2 separate regions of the Homo sapiens genome follow, and region 2 is linked to region 1. Evidence: read pairs that join two places in POLR2A ChIA-PET (ENCODE). Cell type or tissue: Caco-2. All regions are shown on one strand. Each heading gives the region's core, and the rest is flanking DNA. Links, peaks and the distances in the headings are about the cores only. Region 1 holds the start of ZNF705A (zinc finger protein 705A). Region 2 overlaps SLC2A3 (solute carrier family 2 member 3).

Region 1 (8,813 bases), core at 430-8,429:
TTCCTGCTCTGAACTGTAGCTTTTCCATTTTAATATGATGGACATTGAAAAGATATGTAAATCTATAAACAGATAAAATAAATATAAGCAAGCTCTGAGATAGGAAAGTTTTCTTTCTTGGATTGGATATGTAGAAGAGTGAGTATATTCAGGAGGATTGGAGAGAATTGACATTGAGTCAGAATCATGATGCCAGTTTTAATCTTAAAACACATGAGAGAGAATAAGGGTGACATTACGGTTAAGCTGCTCTGTGAGAGGGTTGTGTTCTGAAGGATTTTAAGAACATGAAACTCTTTAGCTTGACAGACATAATGAAGTCTAAGGGAACTAATCCACCTTCCTCTTTTCCAGTGACTCGTCAAAAATCTGCATAATGGAAAATTGCAAGGGGTTTTTCCTGATCTACTTTGAAATGCAATTCCGCTTAAAGGTATAACTTTGCCATGAGTAATCAGACTTCCTGTTCTAATGTCCACATTCCTATTCAGCTTGTTCTCTGTTATGAATTCCATGTAAGTCCTGCTGCTTCAACTGGAGACCCTAAATAAGCATTTCAAACTTAATAGGCTGAAATGACACTGTAGTCTGAATTCTAAGTAAATTATGAAATAGGCAAAAGAATCAGGAAGCAATCTAAACACTCACTTTATTACTGGTAAAGCTGTACTGAAACATGTGAATTGGATTTAAAGCCAAAAAGCATTTCCTACTATGCCCAAACCCAAGTCTAAAATAGAAACCCTTTTTGGGAGAATTGTATAGGCTGCCTGAGGGGGAAAAAAGAAGTCCTTCCTCTCACTTCCTTGAGAAAAGCAACACTTGAATACTGGCCTTTGATTAATTAATTCTCTCCAGTGGAAATAATGAGAACATTTGACCCTATATAAAGTGTTTTGGATATTGTGAGAAATGAAGAAATAGGAAACATGTTGGACTTGTTAATGGAAATTCCTTCTGGGTGAATTGAAGGAGTATAGGGAGAAGAGAAAATGGTTTCTATCATGCTCATTGCCTTCTTTTTGAATCAGTTGAAGTAAAATTTGTATACCACAAAATATATCCATTTAAGTAAACATTTCAATGAGTTTGACAAGTTTTTATACTTGTAAACTGTGAAATGTTGACCTAAAAGGAAGGGGCTGAGACACAAATTATAATTAGAGTTTTCTTGAGCCAAAGTGAGGGCAGAAGCCAGGAAGAACAGACCCAAATACTCTTGGCTGTTAGCTTCCTCTGGCCTTTGTTACAGGCAGGTTTTTAAAGGAAAAAGAGGCAGACAGTGAGTGGGTTGGTACACAATTGTTTGTCAGGAATTCTCATTGGTTCACAGAAATAACACTGATTAGTGATTGGCTATAAATAATTAACTATAGATCATGGATTATAGTGTCCAGTGTGACATCATTAAGTTAATTTGTAATCACTCCTGGCAATAGCAAGCAGTTTTAAGACATGAATACATAGCTCAAAGAAAGGGAGTAGGATGTGTTTGCTCTCATTTTAATGTTTCTCTAGGCCTGATAATTTAAAAGGACCCTCAATTCTCAGATAATTTTTCTTTCTTCTTTAAAATGCAATCAAATTGAACATTTTTATTACCCGCAAAGTTCTCTAAACCCCTTCTTAGTCAATCCTGCTTCCACCCAACCCCAAACAACCATTGAGCTGTTCTAAATGTGGATTATATTTTTCTTTTCTAGAGTTTCATCCAAACAAAACTATACAGTATGTTCTCCTTTGTGTCTGGCTTCTTTTGTTTAGCATACTGTTTTTGAGATTTATCTATGTTATTTTTGCTGCCAGTAGTTAATTTCCTTCTACTAGTGAGTAGTATTTCATTGTATAAATGCAACATACATATAAATATCTATACATTTTCCTATTGATGGAAATTTGTTTTTTTCCTGGATTTGGCCTTTAAGAAAATCTCTTATAAATATTTATGTGGAAGTATTTTTGTAAATATTTTTTCCCTTCTCTTGAATACGTTTCTAGAAATAAAATTGATGCGTCAAATGGCAATTGTAAGTGTATCTTTATAAATATGCCAAACATCTGATGAAATGTCTTGGGTTTTTCTTTACGTTTTTTTCTCTGGATATGATATATTTCCTTTCCCTGACTACTTTTAAGATTTTTCACTATTGATTTTTATTTTTTAAAATTTTCCATAGGTTACTGGGGTACAGGGAGTATTTGGGTACATAAGTAAGTTCTTTTGTGGTGATTTGTGAGATTTTGGTGCACCCATCTCCCGAGCAGTGTACACTGCAACCTATTTGTAGCCTTTTATCCTTTGTCCCCCCACCCTTTCCTCCAAGTCCCCAAAGTCCATTGTATCATTCTTATGCCTTGTGTCCTCCTGGCTTAGCTCCCACATATCAATGAGCACATATGATGTTTAGTTTTCCATTCCTGAGTTGCTTCACTTAGAATAATAGTCTCCAGTCTCATCCACGTCCCTGCAAATGCCATTACTTCATTCATTTTTATGGCTGAGTAGTATTCCATGGTATAAATATATACACCACATTTTCTTTATCCACTTGTTGATTGACAGGCATTTGGGCTGGTTCCATGACTTTGCAATTATGAATTGTGCTGCTATTAACATGCATGTGCAAGTATCTTTTTTGTATAATGACTTCTTTTTCTCTGGGTGGATACCCAGTAGTGAGATTGCTGGATCAAATTATAGTTCTACTTTTAGTTCTTTAAGGAATCTTCACACTTTTCTACATAGTGACTGTACATTCCCACCAGCAGTGTAGAAGTGTTCCCTGATTACCGCATCCATGTCAACATCTATTGTTTTTTGACTTTTTCTTTATGGCCATTCTTTCAGGAGTAAGGTCGTATCACACTGTGGTTTTGATTTGCATTTCCCTGATCATTAGTGATGCTGAGGATTTTTTTTGATATGTTTGTTGGCCATTTGTATATCTTCTTTTGAGAATTGTCTATTCATGTCTTTAGCCCACTTTTTGATGGGATTGTTTGTTTTCTTTTTTGTTTGTTCTTTTCTTACTGATTTGTTTGAGTTCGTTGTAGATTCTGGATATTAGTCCTTTGTTGGATGTATAGATTGTGAAGATTTTCTCCCAGTCTCCGGGCTGTTTACTCTACTGACTGTTCCTTTTGCCATGCAAAAGTTCTTTGGTTTAATTAAGTCCCAGCTCTTTATCTTTGTTTTTATTGCACTTGCTTTTGGGTTCTTGGTCATGAAATCCTTGCCTAAGCCAATGTCTAGAAGGGTTTTTTCAATGCTATTTTCTAGAATTTTTATGGTTTCAGGTCTTAGGTTTAAGTCTGTAATCCATCTTGAGTTGATTTTTGTATAAAGTGAAAGATGGGGATCTAGTTTCATTCTCCTACATGTGGCTAGCCAATTATCCCAGCACCATTTGTTGAAAAGGGTGTTCTTTCCCCACTTTATGTTTTTGTTTGCTTTGTTGAAGATCAGTTGACTGTAAGTATTTGGCTTTATTTCTGGGTTCTGTATTCTGTTCCATTGGTCTATGTGCCTGTTTTTACACCAGTACCCTGCTGTTTTGGTGACTATGACCTTATAATATATTTTGAAATTAGGTAGTGTGATGCCTCCAGATTTGTTCTTTTTGCTTAGTCTTGCTTTAACTATGCAGGCTCCTTTTTGGTTTCATATGAATTTTAGAATTGTTTTTCTAATTCTGTGGAGAATGATGATGGTATTTGATGGGTGTTGTGTTGAATTTGTAGATTGCTTTTGGCACTATGGTCATTTTGACAATATTGATTCTACCCATCCATGAGCATGGGATGTGTTTCCATTTGTTTGTATCATCTATAATTTCTTTCAGCAGTGTTTTATAGTTTTTCTTGCAGGGGCCTTTTGCCTCTTTGGTTAGGTATATTTCTAAGTATTTTTTTTTTTTTTTTTGCAGCTGTTGTAAAAGAGGTTAAGTTCTTGATTTGGTTCTCCACTTGGTTGCTGTTGGTGTATAGAAGAGCTACTGATTTTTGTACCTTAATCTTATATCTAGAAGCTTTGCCAAATTCTTCTATCAGTTCTAGGAGCTTTCTGGAGGAATCGTCAGGGTTTTCGAGATAAATGACCATATTATCAGCAAACGGTGACAGCTGACTTCCTCTTTACTGATTTGGATGCCCTTTATTTCTTTCTCTTTTCTGATTGCTCTGGCTAGGACTTCCAGTACCATGTTGAAGAGGAGTACTGAGAGTGTGCATCCTTGTCTTGTTCCAGTTCTCAGAGGGAATGCTTTCAAGTTTTCCTCATTCGGTATTTTGTTGGCTGTGGGTTTGTCATAGATGGCTTTTATTACATTGAGGTATGTCCCCTGTATGCGGATTTTGCTGAGAGTTTTAATCATAAATCGATGCTGGATTTTGTCAAATGCTTTTTCTGCATCTATTGAGATGATCATGTGATTTTTGTTTCTAATTCTGTTTATGTGGTGTATCACATTTATTGAATGGCATATGTTAAACCATCCCTGCATCTCTGGTATGAAACCCATTTGATCATGGTTGGATTCAGTTAGCTAGTATGTTGTTAAGGATTTTAGCATCTATGTTCTTCAGGGATACAGGTCTGTAGTTTTCTTTTTTGGTTAAGTTCTTTCTTGGTATTGGTATTAGGGTGGTGCTGGCTTCACAGAATAAACTAGGAAGGGTTCCCTCTTTCTTTATCCTGTGGAATAGTGTCAAAAGGATTGGTACCAGTTCTTTTTTGAATGTCTGGTAGAATTCTTCTGTGAATTCATCTGGACTTTTTTTTGTTGGTAATTTTTTAAATTACCATTTCAATCTTGCTGCTTGTTACTGGTCTTTCAGGGTATCTAATTCTTCCTGATTTAAGCTAGGAGGGTTGTATTTTTCTAGGAAGTTATCCATCTCTTCTAGGTTTTCTAGTTTATGTGCATAAAGGTGTTCATAGTAGCCTTGAATGATCAGTGGTGTCAGTTGTAATATCTCCTGTTCCAATTACCAGAAATGCAACAGGTGGAAAGGTTAAAACATCTATTAGTAACTGCCCCTGTCCTAGCTTTACCCTCCTTAGGCAGCCATTCCATCTTTTTGTCAAAGTAAACAAGGAAGTAGCCTTAGGAGTACTTACCCAAAAGCACGGAGGCCGCCGGCAACCCATAGCCTTCCTATAAAAAATCCTTGACCCAGTAACCTGTGGATGGCCCAAATGCATTCAATCTGTAGCGGCAACTGCTTTGCTTACAGAAGAAAGTAGAAAAATAACTTTTGGAGGAAACTCCATTGTGAGCACACCTCACCAGGTCGGAACTATCCTAAGTCAGAAGGCAGAAAGGTAGATTACTGAATCAAGAATTTTAAAATATGAGGCTATCTTGTTAGAAAAAGTTGATTTAGCCCTAACCACTGATGATTCACTTAACCCTGCTGCCTTCTTAACAGGAAATTCAAACCCAGAAAAGAACCTATGCCCCCAGACCAGAAGAACTTGGGCATAAATGTTTAGATAAACTCCCTTTCAAACCAGAAGACACCTTTTTGTAGATGGTTGTTCTCAAGTAATAAAAGAGAAAAGGCATAACAGGTACTCAGTAGTAGATGGAGACACCCTACCTAATGACTGGTCTGGGCAAACATGTGAGTTGTTTGCACTAAATCAAGTCTTAAAATTTCTGCAAAACCAGAAAGGGACTATTTATACTGACTCCAAGTATGCCTTTGGAGTAGTCCACACCTTTCAGAAAATTTGGGCAGAGCGAGGCCTCATTAACAGTAAAGGCCGAAACTTAGTCTATAGAGACTTGATAATCCAAGTACTAGAGAACTTACAGCTGCCAGAAGAGATAGCAGTTGTTCATGTTCCAGGTCACTAGAAGAATCTTTCCTTCAAGAGCTGAGGGAATAATCTAGCTGACCAAGTAGCCAAACAAGCTGCCTCTTCTCAAGCAGCATCCATTTCCCACCTAATCCTTTGTCTTCCCCCTCCAGCTGCAGTCCCTATCTTCTCCCACGGAGAGCAAGAAAAGTTAAAAGAAGTAGGAGTCAAAGAAAGCCACAAGGGAAAATGGGTGCTATCAGACAAGAGCGAAATGCTGTCTAAGCCCATCACGTGAGAGATACTGTCACAGTTGGTTTCATTAATGACCAGACATTTTGTTAGTGAACACTTCCCAGACTTTACTAGCACTGCTAAGAATTAATCACCCCACTTGCTCCTGGTCTGAAACTCCAAAGTGCTTTGTTTATGTTACAGTACTTACTGCCTTGTATGTTAGATTAGTGAATGTATATTTGCCTCATCCACTACTGTATGAACTTCTTGCTTGCTAGGACAAGGCTATATTCCTCAGAACTGAGGAGGGAGTTGAATCATGTGGCTATCTATTCTCAAATCCTCTTCACCAAGTGGAACAAAACAACAGCGAAAGACCACCGCACATGGAGGCAGGAGGTCTGGATTTGGATTCTAGATCTCTAGATCTATTACTAACTGGAGGTATGGATATAGTCAGGAAAATTGTCTTCCTTAGGTGCTTCCTTGATAGCACCTATAAAGATCGAGATCTGTTGGATCTAGATCAGGGGATTCTCAATCATTACTATGCAGAAAATCAACTGGGAGGGTTACTTTGCAATACAGACGCTTAGTTCCATCTCATGATATTTTTATTTTTTTTTAAATTGGTCAAGTATTTTTCATTAAATAATGTAAACTTTCTTAGTCTACATCTAATAAAACTCCCACCAGCATACAAATACATTGAATGATATTAGCAGCAGAATCTTTAAATAGAGTAACCATACACAACTATTAGGCCACCTTTTTTCATTGCTTATTATTTCATGCTATTTGTCACCATTGTCATCATAATCAGCCTCATCCTACATTGTTGAACACCCATCATGGACCATATGGCATAAACATTTTTCCTACTCATAAAGGAGCATATGTTCTCTATATGTATATAAAATTAATGTCTGAACAAAGTGGCTTAAACAAGGCAGAAGTTTGTTTCTCCCTCACTTAAATCTATAGTTCTACCTACCATGGCTAGTACAGATACCTGCCAAATTCATTAGGGACGCAGGCCCCTTCCAGCTCTCTGTTCTGCTATACTTTAGAAGAGGCTCTAGTTTGGCTGCTAAATCCCCACCTATCATTTTTGAATTCCAGGCAGCAGGAAGGAAAAAAGCCAAGAGAGAAAAACAAGGGAACATCTACCCCTCCTTTTAAGTTTTTTAACCAACCCCCTTCTTGTTTTTTTTAACCGACTTTGTTGAGCTATGATGACATTTAAAAAGCTGTAATATTTAAGGTGTGCATCTCAGTGAGCTTGGGGATAAGTACACACCATGAACACATCACTACCATCAAGATTATAAACATATCCTTCACCTCCCTGAGTCCCCCCCTTTATTATTATTTTTATTTTGGAAAGAAATATTGGTAAGAATACAAAATCTACCCTTTTAGCAAATTTTAAGTATGCAATACAGTATTCTTAGCTGTAAGCACTATGCTGTAAACGAGACCTCCAGAACTTACTTACGTGGTATATCTGAAACTTTGTGCTCTAACCACATCTACCCATTTCCCCAGCACCAGGGCCCCTGGCAACCACCATTCTACTCTCTGCTTTTGTGAGTTTGTCTATTTTAGATTTCAAATACAAGTGAAATCATATAGTAATTGTCATTCTGTGGTTGGCCTATTTCATATAACATAATGCCCTCCAAGTCCATCCATGTTGTCACAAATGACAGGGTTTCATTATTATGTAACACTGAATAATATTCCATTGCGTATATGTATTAGCCATTTATCCTGATACTCTCCCTCCACCTGCCTCCCAACAGGCCCCAGTGTGTGTTGTTCCCCTCCTAATATCCATGTGTTCTCACCGTTCTGCTCCCACTTGTAAGTTAGAATGTGCAGTGTTTGGTTTTCTGTTCGTGGGTTAGTTTGCTGAGGATAATGGCTTCCAGTTCCATTCATGTTCCTCCAAAGAACATGATCTCATTCCTTTTTATGGCTGCATAGTATTCCATGGTGTATATGTACCACATTTTCTTTATCCAGTCTGTCACTGATGGACATTTGGGTTGATTCCATGTCTTTGCTATTGTGAATAGTGCTGCAATGAACATATGTGTGCATGTATCTTTATAATAGAATGATTTATATTCCTTTGGGTATATACCTAGTAATGGGATTGCTGGGTCAAGTGGTATTTCTGGTTGTAGGTCTTTGAGGAATCACCATACTGTCTTCCACAATAGTTGAACTAATTTACATTCCCACCAACAGTGTAAAAGTGTTCTTATATCTCAACGGCCTCATCAGCAGGTAGTTTTATTTAAAAAAATTTTGAGAAACCTTCATACTATTATCTGAAATGGACATAGTAATTTGTATATCCACCACAAGTATACAAGGGTTTTCTCCACATCCTCACTAATACTTGTTATACATCTTTTTGATAATAGCTATTCTAAGAGTTATCAGGTGATATTTCATGGTGGTTTTTATTTGCATCACCCTGATGATTAGAGATGGTAAGAATTTTTTCATATAGTTGTTGGCCATTTGTATCCGTTCTTCTGGGAAATGTCTACTCAGATCTTTGCCCATTTTTTTTTTTTTTTTTTTTTTGAGATGGAGTCTCGCTCTGTCACCCAGGCTGGAGTGCAGTGGCGTGATCTCGGCTCACTGCAAGCTCCACCTCCCAGGTTCACACCATTCTCCTGCCTCAGCCTCCCAAGTAGCTGGGACTACAGGCACCTGCCACCACGCCCAGCTAAATTTTTTTTTTTTTTTTTTTTTT
Region 2 (8,813 bases), core at 496-8,495, 230 kb before region 1:
CAGCTCGCTGCAACCTCCACCTCCCAGGTTTAAGCGATTCTCCTTCCTCGATCTCCCAAGTAGCTGGAATTACAGGCATGCACCACCATGCCCAGCTAATTTTTGAATTTCACCATGTTGGCCAGGCTGGTCTTGAACTCCTGACCTCAGGTGATCCACCCGCCTCAGCCTCCCACAGTGCTAGGATTACAGGCATGAGCCACCATGCCAGGCCCAGACTACTGTATTATTAAGGAGTATCTTCATGTCAGCTTACATAGGCTGGTTTTAAGATAAGGTGAGTTTACTTACAGCAGCGGAGGGGAAGAGCAATCCGACTAGGAAGTTGGAGGTCCAGTTGGAGCAGCCGGCCACTGCCATCGCAGCTGGGCGGGGGCCCTGGCTGAAGAGTTCGGCCACAATAAACCAGGGAATGGGGCCTGGTCCAATTTCAAAGAAGGCTACAAAGACCAAGATAGCCCCAATACAGACAAAGCTCATCCCATTATAGTTATCCTGTAAGAGCAAGGAACAGAGAAAATTAAATTTAAAGACAGTGTAACCTAGTATCTAGGTTCCCAGAAGCAATTAACGGCAAGCTCCTCCTGTCCCTGACGTACAATACAAAGAGTGGCTGTGGAGTCAAAAGGCTTGGATTTATTTTTATTTTTATTTTTTGAGACAGGGTCTTACTCTGTTGCCCATGCTGGAGGGCAGTGGCACTACAATAGCTCACTGCATCATCGATCTCCTGGGCATAAGCAATCCTCCCACCTCAGCCTCTCAAATCGCTTGGACTTGAAGCATGTGCCACCACACCTGCCTAATTAAAAAAAAATTTTTTTTTTGGCCAGGAGCTGTGGCTCACGCCAAGGCAGGTGGATTATCTGAGGTCAAGAGTTGGAGACCAGCCTGGCTAACATGGTGAAACACAGTCTCTACTAAGAAGTACAAAAATTAGCTGAGCGTGGTGGCACGTGCCTATAATCCCAGCTACCTGGGAGGCTGAGGCAGCAGAAACACTTAAGCCCAGGAGGCAGAGGTTGCAGTGAGCTGAGATCCTGCCACTGCTCTCCAGCCTGGTGACAGAGTGAAACCCTGTCTCAAAAAAAAAATTTTTTTTTGTTTTTTTGTAGAGAAAGTTTCTTGCCATGTTGCGTAGGCTGGTCTTGAACTTCTGGGCTCAAGCAATCCTCTAACCTTGGCCTTCCAAAGTGTTGTGATGACAGGCATGAACCACTGCGCCCAGCCAGGATTGGATTTTTTTTTTTTTTTTTGAGAGAGAGTTTCGCTCTTGTCGCTCAGGCTGGAGTGCAATGGCACCATCTCAACTTACCACAACCTCTGCCTCCTGGGTTCAAGCAATTCTCCTGCCTCAGCCTCCCAAGTAGCTGACATTAGAGGCATGCACCACCACTCCTGGCTAATTTTCTATTTTTAATAGAGACGGGGTTTCTCCATGTTGGTCAGGCTGGTCTTGAACTCTCGACATCAGGTGATCCGCCTGCCTCACCCTCCCAGTGTGCTGGGATTACAGGCGTGAGCCACCGCGCCCAGCTGAGGATTGAATTTTTCAATCCCATCTATATGATCTCATATATGTCACTTTGTACTGAGACCATGTCATCATCTATTAAGTGTGATTACCTTGATATTATTCTAAGAATTAAATTAGATAATTTATTTTATAAGCTATAATAATGTTCTATAAATGTAAGGATTCTAACAGTTTACCTCCAGTTCTCTGACGACCCATGTTTCTTAAACTCTGGGCATCCTGCTTCTCTCCTCTGACTTTATTGACAAACTGCAACCTTAACAACCCACCCCTTGTGTCACAGAAGTCAACTGTAACCTCTCTTCTTTCCCCCTCCCTTTTTTTTCACCCAAAGAGCACCTACCTTTAATAACAAAGAAACAGTCATGAGCGTGGAACAAAAAGCCATCCCTCCAAGGCCTATCATATGCAGAGTCCTTCTTCCTGCCCTTTCCACCAGAAATAGCTGGAAGAAGAATATGACATGAAACTTCAGTTTTCCTTTCCATGAAAACAGCATCTGAGCTACTTGAAATCTGCCTTACCAACAGCAGGACACTTGTTATGGATACCCCTCCTGTGATTTATGATTTTATATACATACATATTGTGTGCCATTCACAGGTCCTGGCTCAAAATCCCCATAGCCCTTGGTAGAGTCTTTTGTCATAATGTTGGGATGCTTCAGGCCTCAGGAGCAGGCCTCAGATAACAGAATTCTTCTCTGACTTTCTCCTGCCCTCCCACTTGGCAGGACGCTAATCTGACTGTGGGTCATAAAACCCTCATTTCAGAGAGGGTCCTGCCCCACACCCTAGAGGAAGAAACGCTACAGAGAGGCCAACAAATCATCTAAGCAGACAGGCCCAGCTGGGTTCAGATCATTCCCTTTTTGTCCAATCACAGGTCAGAACAGTTGTCCATGCTTCAATCATGGAGAACCAATTAAGTCTGCATAAAAGGCCCAAAAGGCAGGGTATGGGGAGCTTCCAGATATCTGAACCCGTGGAAGCTGACAGGAAGGTCAGCAACAACTCATCTATGTGCTAGGAGTGCACCCCAACCCCACAGAGACAGAAGCTCCCATGCTCAGGATCCCTCCAGACCTCGCCCCGTGAATCTCTTCATCTGGTTGTGTATTTCTGTGCTTTAAAATATCCTTTAAATCAAACTAGGAAACAATTTTCCTGAGTTTTGTGAGCCACTGTAGCAAATTAATCAAACCCAAAGAGGATGTCGTGGGAATCCTGATCTACAGCTGGTGAGTCAGAAGCACAGGTAAAACAACCTGGAGCTTGTGACTGGCATCAGGAGTGGGGGGCAGTCTTGGGAACTGGGCCACCAACCTGTGAGATCTGATGCTATCTCCAGGTAGACAGTGTCATAATTAAAAAATCGCAGGACACCTAGATGGTGTCCACTACGGAACTGATTGCACACCTCACGGGGAAAAATTCTCACATATTCTGGGGATCACAGATAACTTCTGTTGATTATTGTTGTTTTAGTGTAAAAACAGTGGAGTAACAGAGCTTGAGAGTTTTTCCAAGCACCTTTCCTCCAATTCCAAGTTCAAAGCATACTATATAGTCCCTTCTATACTCCCTCCTTTCCCATCCATCCCATATTTGCTTGAAGAGTGAAGACTACATCCAACATTAAATTTATCTCTTTTTCCCAAAGGAAAATTAAGCAACAAAAAGGTAACTAAATGATGGTAGGGTCATGCAATCCATCTTTGAACATCTGTAGCAAGGATTCTTTTCTCCCCTCAAAATTACCAAACCATCCAACTTACAGAAACTACAGTGAAGATAGTATTAACCACACCCGCGCCGATGGTGGCATAGATGGGCTCTTGAACACCTGCATCCTTGAAGATTCCTGTTGAGTAATAGAACACCTAGGAGAAAAGAAAACATGCAGCTTTGATGCAATTCTGCACACCAGTTACACAGAACCCTCAAAAATAAACTTAAAAGTCCCAGTGGGTAAGAAGTCCTTTTTCTAGGTTTTCGTTCAATACTAATATCCCTTCTGCAAATGAATTATCTTCTGTATCTTATCTCCTAGTCTGGATCTGTCACCCAGGCAGGAGTGCAGTGGCACAATCTCAGCTCACTGCTACCTCCACCTCCCAGATTCAAGCGATTCTCCTGCCTCAGCCTCCTGAGTAGCTGGACTACAGGTGCCTGCAACCACACGCAGCTAATTTTTGTAGTTTAAGTAGAGATGGGTTTTCACCTTGTTGGCCAGGCTGGTCTCGTACTCCTGACCTCAAGTGACCTGCTCGCCTTGGCCTCCCAAAGTGCTAGGATTACAGGCATGAGCCACCGCACCTGGCCCTCCTTTCTCTCTCTAAATGTTCTTAATTCTAGCTACTCATTTACATTGTTTCTTCTAAAAATGCTTATTCCCACTGTTCCATTTCCTCTTGCTTATGTCCACTTCACTAACTTACATAAAGGTGTAATTCCTACTAACTGGTTTCTTTTTTATAAGTTGAGACAGCAACTCACTGTTGCCCAGGCTGGTCCTAAACTCTTGGTCTCAAGTGATCCTCCTGCCTCTCAGCCTCCCAAGTTGCTGGGATTATAGGCATGTGCCATCAGGCCCAGCTAAATGCTTTTTTAATTGGCTCTTCCCCAAACTCTCAAAACATTGATAGGGACATCGATGTCTCAATTTGATAGTGAACTAATTGAATAACCTTATCCTGCTCATTGAATAAGCAGAGGTTGGGCTGTATTTCCTAGGCCTAGGCCCTTTTGAAGTGTTTTATGAAATAATACCAGCTACTAATGCAATTTAATATATATTAAATAAATTATTATGTTGTTTGCTAGGCACTGTGCTAAAATCTAAAGTTGCTATAACTACCATAGTTAAGAGATATTAAAATACTGGACTCAGACCTCAAGTTAACAAGGGAACATTATCTAGGTTACCGAGGTTCACTTCAGTTTATTTCACCCAGAGTATTTGCCTCCATAGCAATATTTATTAGTCTTTTTTATGAATATGGACCTCTACATTGGGATTTACCTTCTCACGAAACAACTCTTTAAATCCCTAGTACGTAAGATGTAAACTATGTATATTCATATTTTCTAAAATAAGATAATTGTGTTTTGAAACTGAGATTTGTAGAGTCATTATTGAAAAACCTGCTGCTCTAGGGCTAATTAACACTGTTAAGAAATCTCAACATATTATATGATGGCGTCAAGCTTGTGGGGAAATATATTAGGCTAGTGCAAAAGTAATTACTTGAGCAGTTTAAACAAGCAATAAATAGGTATGCCAATTCTTTTCCTTAACATAATGTCTACACGTCAAAAACCTAATGTACATGTACTCATCTCAATAAAATTTCTCATAGTAAAATGACTTTGCTATCTAGTGTCACCAAGCAAGGTAACCCCTACATCATCTCACCTAAATAGTTTACTCTGCTAGGTAAACATGATACAATGCAACCTCTTACCCATCTGCCCATAAGGGAAATTAGAAATCATCATTTGTGCAAAGTAGGTTGGAAAAGTGATTTCCAAGCCTGCTGTGCATCAGATTTATTTTTTTACAGACAACTTTCAGGTCTCTTACACAGAGATTCTCAAATTCAGCTGACTCAGGAATCCCAACCCCCATAATTCTGATGCAGCCAGCTTTGGGTGAGATTATACCTAGCGCAAAATCTACTCATTGACTAAATTGGGAGCCAGCTTAGTCCAACAATAATTAATGTACATGCCGGGCGAGGTGGGTCACACCTGTAAGGCCGGCACTTTAGGAGAGAGAGCTGAGGTGGGTGGATCACCTGAGGTCAGGAGTTTGAGACCAGCCTGGCCAACATGGTGATATCCCTCTATTCTCTACTAAAAATACGAAAAAATAAGCAAGGTATGGTGGTGGGCACCTGTAATCTGGGCTGTAATCCCACCTGTAATCTCGGGAGTCTGAGGCAGGAGAATCATTTGAACCCAGGAGATGGAGGTTGTGGTGAGCTGAGATTGCGCCACAGCACTCCAGCCTGGGTGACAGAACAAGACTTCACCTCAAAAAAAGGATGGGCCAGGCGCAGTGGCTCACGCCTATAATCCCAGCATTTAGGAAGGCCGTGGCAGGCGGATCATGAGGTCAAGAGATCGAGACCATCCTGGCCAACATGGTGAAACCTGTTCTCTACTAAAAATACAAAAATTAGCCAGGCATGGTGGCACACGCCTGTAGTCCCAGCTACTCGGGAGGCTGAGGCAGGAGAATCGCTTGAACCCAGGAGGTGGAGGTTGCAGTGAGCCGAGATCGTGCCACTGTACTCCAGCCTGGGCGATCGAGTGAGACTCTGTTTCAAAAAAAAAAAGAATGTACACACCATACTCTGAAATGGCAGGAGTCTGTCCCTCAGACTGCTCACGGATCACTTGTCATTTCTCACAGGTGATCTTTTACTGATCCTGTTTTGCAGGGCCTGGACTGTGGTGAGGCAGCTAGGGAGTTGCCTCAGGTGCATTCTTTCATTCTTTCTTTTTTCTTTTTTTAAACAGGCACAGAACTAACGCAAGGTACATTCTTTAAAGAGGTGCTCATTCTCAGGGCTACACTTGCACGTAGCTGCCTCACCTGCCTAGTCCCAGCTCTGCTGCTCTGGAAAGTCTCGGGAGCACATTTTTCTCCAGTAATACGTGTGGCCTACATTATCATTTCCAAATGAAGAAATTTGAGACTGGGATTCATCAAAATCACCTAGGAGGCTTTTTCTAACTACTGTGTATTTCCTCCCAAGTTTTTTTTTTAAAGACAGGGTCATACTATATTTCCCAGGCTTGACTCCTGGGCCTAAGTGATATTCCCACCTCAGCCTCCCGAGTAGTAGCTGGGACTACAGGCATGAGCAGCCACCACACTTGGCTCCTCATAGATTCTGACATAACAGCCTCTAACCCCTCATAAGAAGCACTGCCACTTCAAATACAAATATCCTGGTGTGCTAGGTAGGAGAAAAGTTCCAAGAACCAACTTACTATTTTGAGCATCAAAATGCTCAAAATAGTAAGTTTTGCAAAATGCTTTGTTACAAAATAATTTAATCCCATTGATCAAAGACTATCTGAAAACCCTTAGGGGATGAATCAGTATTTAAAAAGGTGGGACAAGGGTGCTCTTAATATCCATATTGACTAGAAGGCACAGGAATACTCTCTTCCTACAATCCACAGTCAAATGCAGGAAGCTGATATTTGCATGGAATACAAGGGCTACCTGCCAAATGCTAGCTTCCGTTGTGCCGCCCTCTTTAAACTATCATCTATCATGCCCTCTTTAAACTACCATGCTCGCTATACTAGTTGTAAAAACAGACTGGTAAAGTCAGTTCACTCTGAAGTTGCCAGTGTCCTTCCAGGGTCTTTTTTTTTTTTCCTTTTTTTAAATTTCAGAGACACAGTCTCACTCTGTCTCCCAGGCTGGAATGCAGTGGCATAATTATAGCTCACTGCAACCTGAAACTCCTGAGCTCAAGTGATCCTCTTACCTCAGCCTCCTGAGTAGCTGGGACTACAGAGGCACACCGCCACCATGCCCGGCATTTTAAGTGAAATACTTTAAGACACGTTTGACCCTAAAGTATCACACTCACAGCATTGATCCCAGAGAGCTGCTGAGAGAGCTGGAGCACAATGGAAATGATGATGGGCTGTCGGTAGCTGGACACTCTAAAGAGCTCTAGCACGGTGACTTGCTTTTCTTGTGACATCCTTGCACTCTCATCTTTCATCTCCTGGATGTCTTGGGATACATCCTGGGTGCCCCACAACCGCTGGAGGACTGGTGAAAAGAAGAAAGAGGAAAGGATAAAAGAGAATGTGCTGCCCCAAATTCATTCTTCCTGTAAGGCAGCCAGGAAAGGGCCGCACGAGGTGAGGTGATGGGTAGCATCCATTCCTTTTTTTTTTTTTGAGACAGAGTTTCACTTTTGTTGCCCAGGCTGGAGTGCAATGGCATGATCTCAGCTCCCTGCAACCTCCACTTCCCGGGTTCACACGATTCTCCTGCCTCAGCCTCCCAAGTAGCTGGGATTACAGGCATGCGCCCCCATGCCCGGCTAATTTTGTATTTTTAGTAGAGACAGGGTTTCTCCATGTTGTTTCAGGCAGGTCTTGAACTCCTGACCTCAGGTGACCCGCCTCGGCCTCTTATAATGCTGGATTACAGGCATGAGCCATCACACCCTGCCTGATAGCATCCATTCCTAAACCCGCCTTTTCACCTCATTCTTTAGGGGCTGAAAATTTTACTCAGGAGTAATCAGAACCCTCCTCACTTGGATTCTGAGAGGCAGGGAAAGAGTGTAACAGAAAGTAGGTCCAGTACAATCATCCCTAAAACAAACCACAACCATATAATTCATGTAGTAAGGTGTGAAGGATACTCACTCTGCTTAGCATTCTCCTCTTCTTTTCTGTTAATGAGCAAAAATCTGGGACTTTCAGGGCAAAATGGAAGGGCTGCACTTTGTAGGATAGCAGGAAGGATGGTAAAACCCAGTAGCAGCGGCCATAGCTCTTCAGACCCAAGGATGAATTCCAGACCAAAGATCTAGAAACCACACAAAGATAATGCTATAAACCCCATACTTCACAGGCCACAAGTTCATTAAAACACAAAAAGTTCAGAAAATCATACATTCTTTTACCATGTGAAAAAATAAACAAATTGTGTTTCTTTTCCTTTCTCTACTCAGCATGGTTTTTTTTTTTTTTTTTTTTTTGAGACGGAGTCTTGCTCTGTCACCCAGGCTGGAGATCAGTGGCACAATCTCGGCTCACTGCAAACTCTGCCTACCGGGTTCACGCCATTCTCCCGCCTCAGCCTCCGGAGTAGCTGGGACTACAGGTGCCCGCTACCACGCCCGACCAATTTTTTGTGTTTTTAGTAGAGATGGGGTTTCACCATGTTAGCCAGGCTGGTCTTCATCTGCTGACCTCGTGATCTGCCCACCTCGGCCTCCCAAAGTGCTGGGATTACAGGCGTGAGCCACAGCGCCCGGCCTCAGCCTGCTTCTTCAGCTACTATCTATTATCTAAAACTTCCATATGTAATTGAACATGTGCCAGATATTCTTCAGTGCTTTACCTATGTTAACTTTTTTAATGACCCATGAAACTAACACTCATTAAGTATGAGAAGTTCTAGAGTACCTGGGCCACCAGAATTCCAACAACGATGCCCAGCTGGTTGAGAGTGCCAAAGGCACCCCGCAGGGCAGTAGGCGAGATCTCTCCAATGTACATGGGCA

Evidence for each region. ChIA-PET counts read pairs that join two places held together with the same protein. Peaks named below come from ENCODE experiments on the same cell type or tissue, not always from the same donor. Only the 100,000 strongest peaks of a DNase experiment are listed, where the experiment ranks them.
Region 2: POLR2A ChIA-PET joins it to region 1 with 6 read pairs; 3 of 35 experiments call an interaction of 5 or more read pairs at or near these places.

Annotation. Positions count from the first base shown.
Region 1 is chr12:8,156,660-8,165,472 of GRCh38, forward strand. It overlaps ZNF705A (zinc finger protein 705A), which reads left to right and starts at 356. Exons shown (of 6, transcript NM_001004328.3): 1 at 356-433. In Caco-2, for the core only: no CTCF peak of the experiment used is centred there; no DNase peak of the experiment used is centred there.
Region 2 is chr12:7,922,530-7,931,342 of GRCh38, forward strand. SLC2A3 (solute carrier family 2 member 3) reads right to left here. Exons shown (of 10, transcript NM_006931.3): 4 at 8,716-8,813; 5 at 7,951-8,113; 6 at 7,155-7,342; 7 at 3,315-3,419; 8 at 1,881-1,982; 9 at 292-495. Among named protein-coding and RNA genes, the nearest start is that of SLC2A3, 9.3 kb to the right of the region's middle. In Caco-2, for the core only: no CTCF peak of the experiment used is centred there; DNase peaks (open chromatin) are centred at 921, 3,726 and 5,932.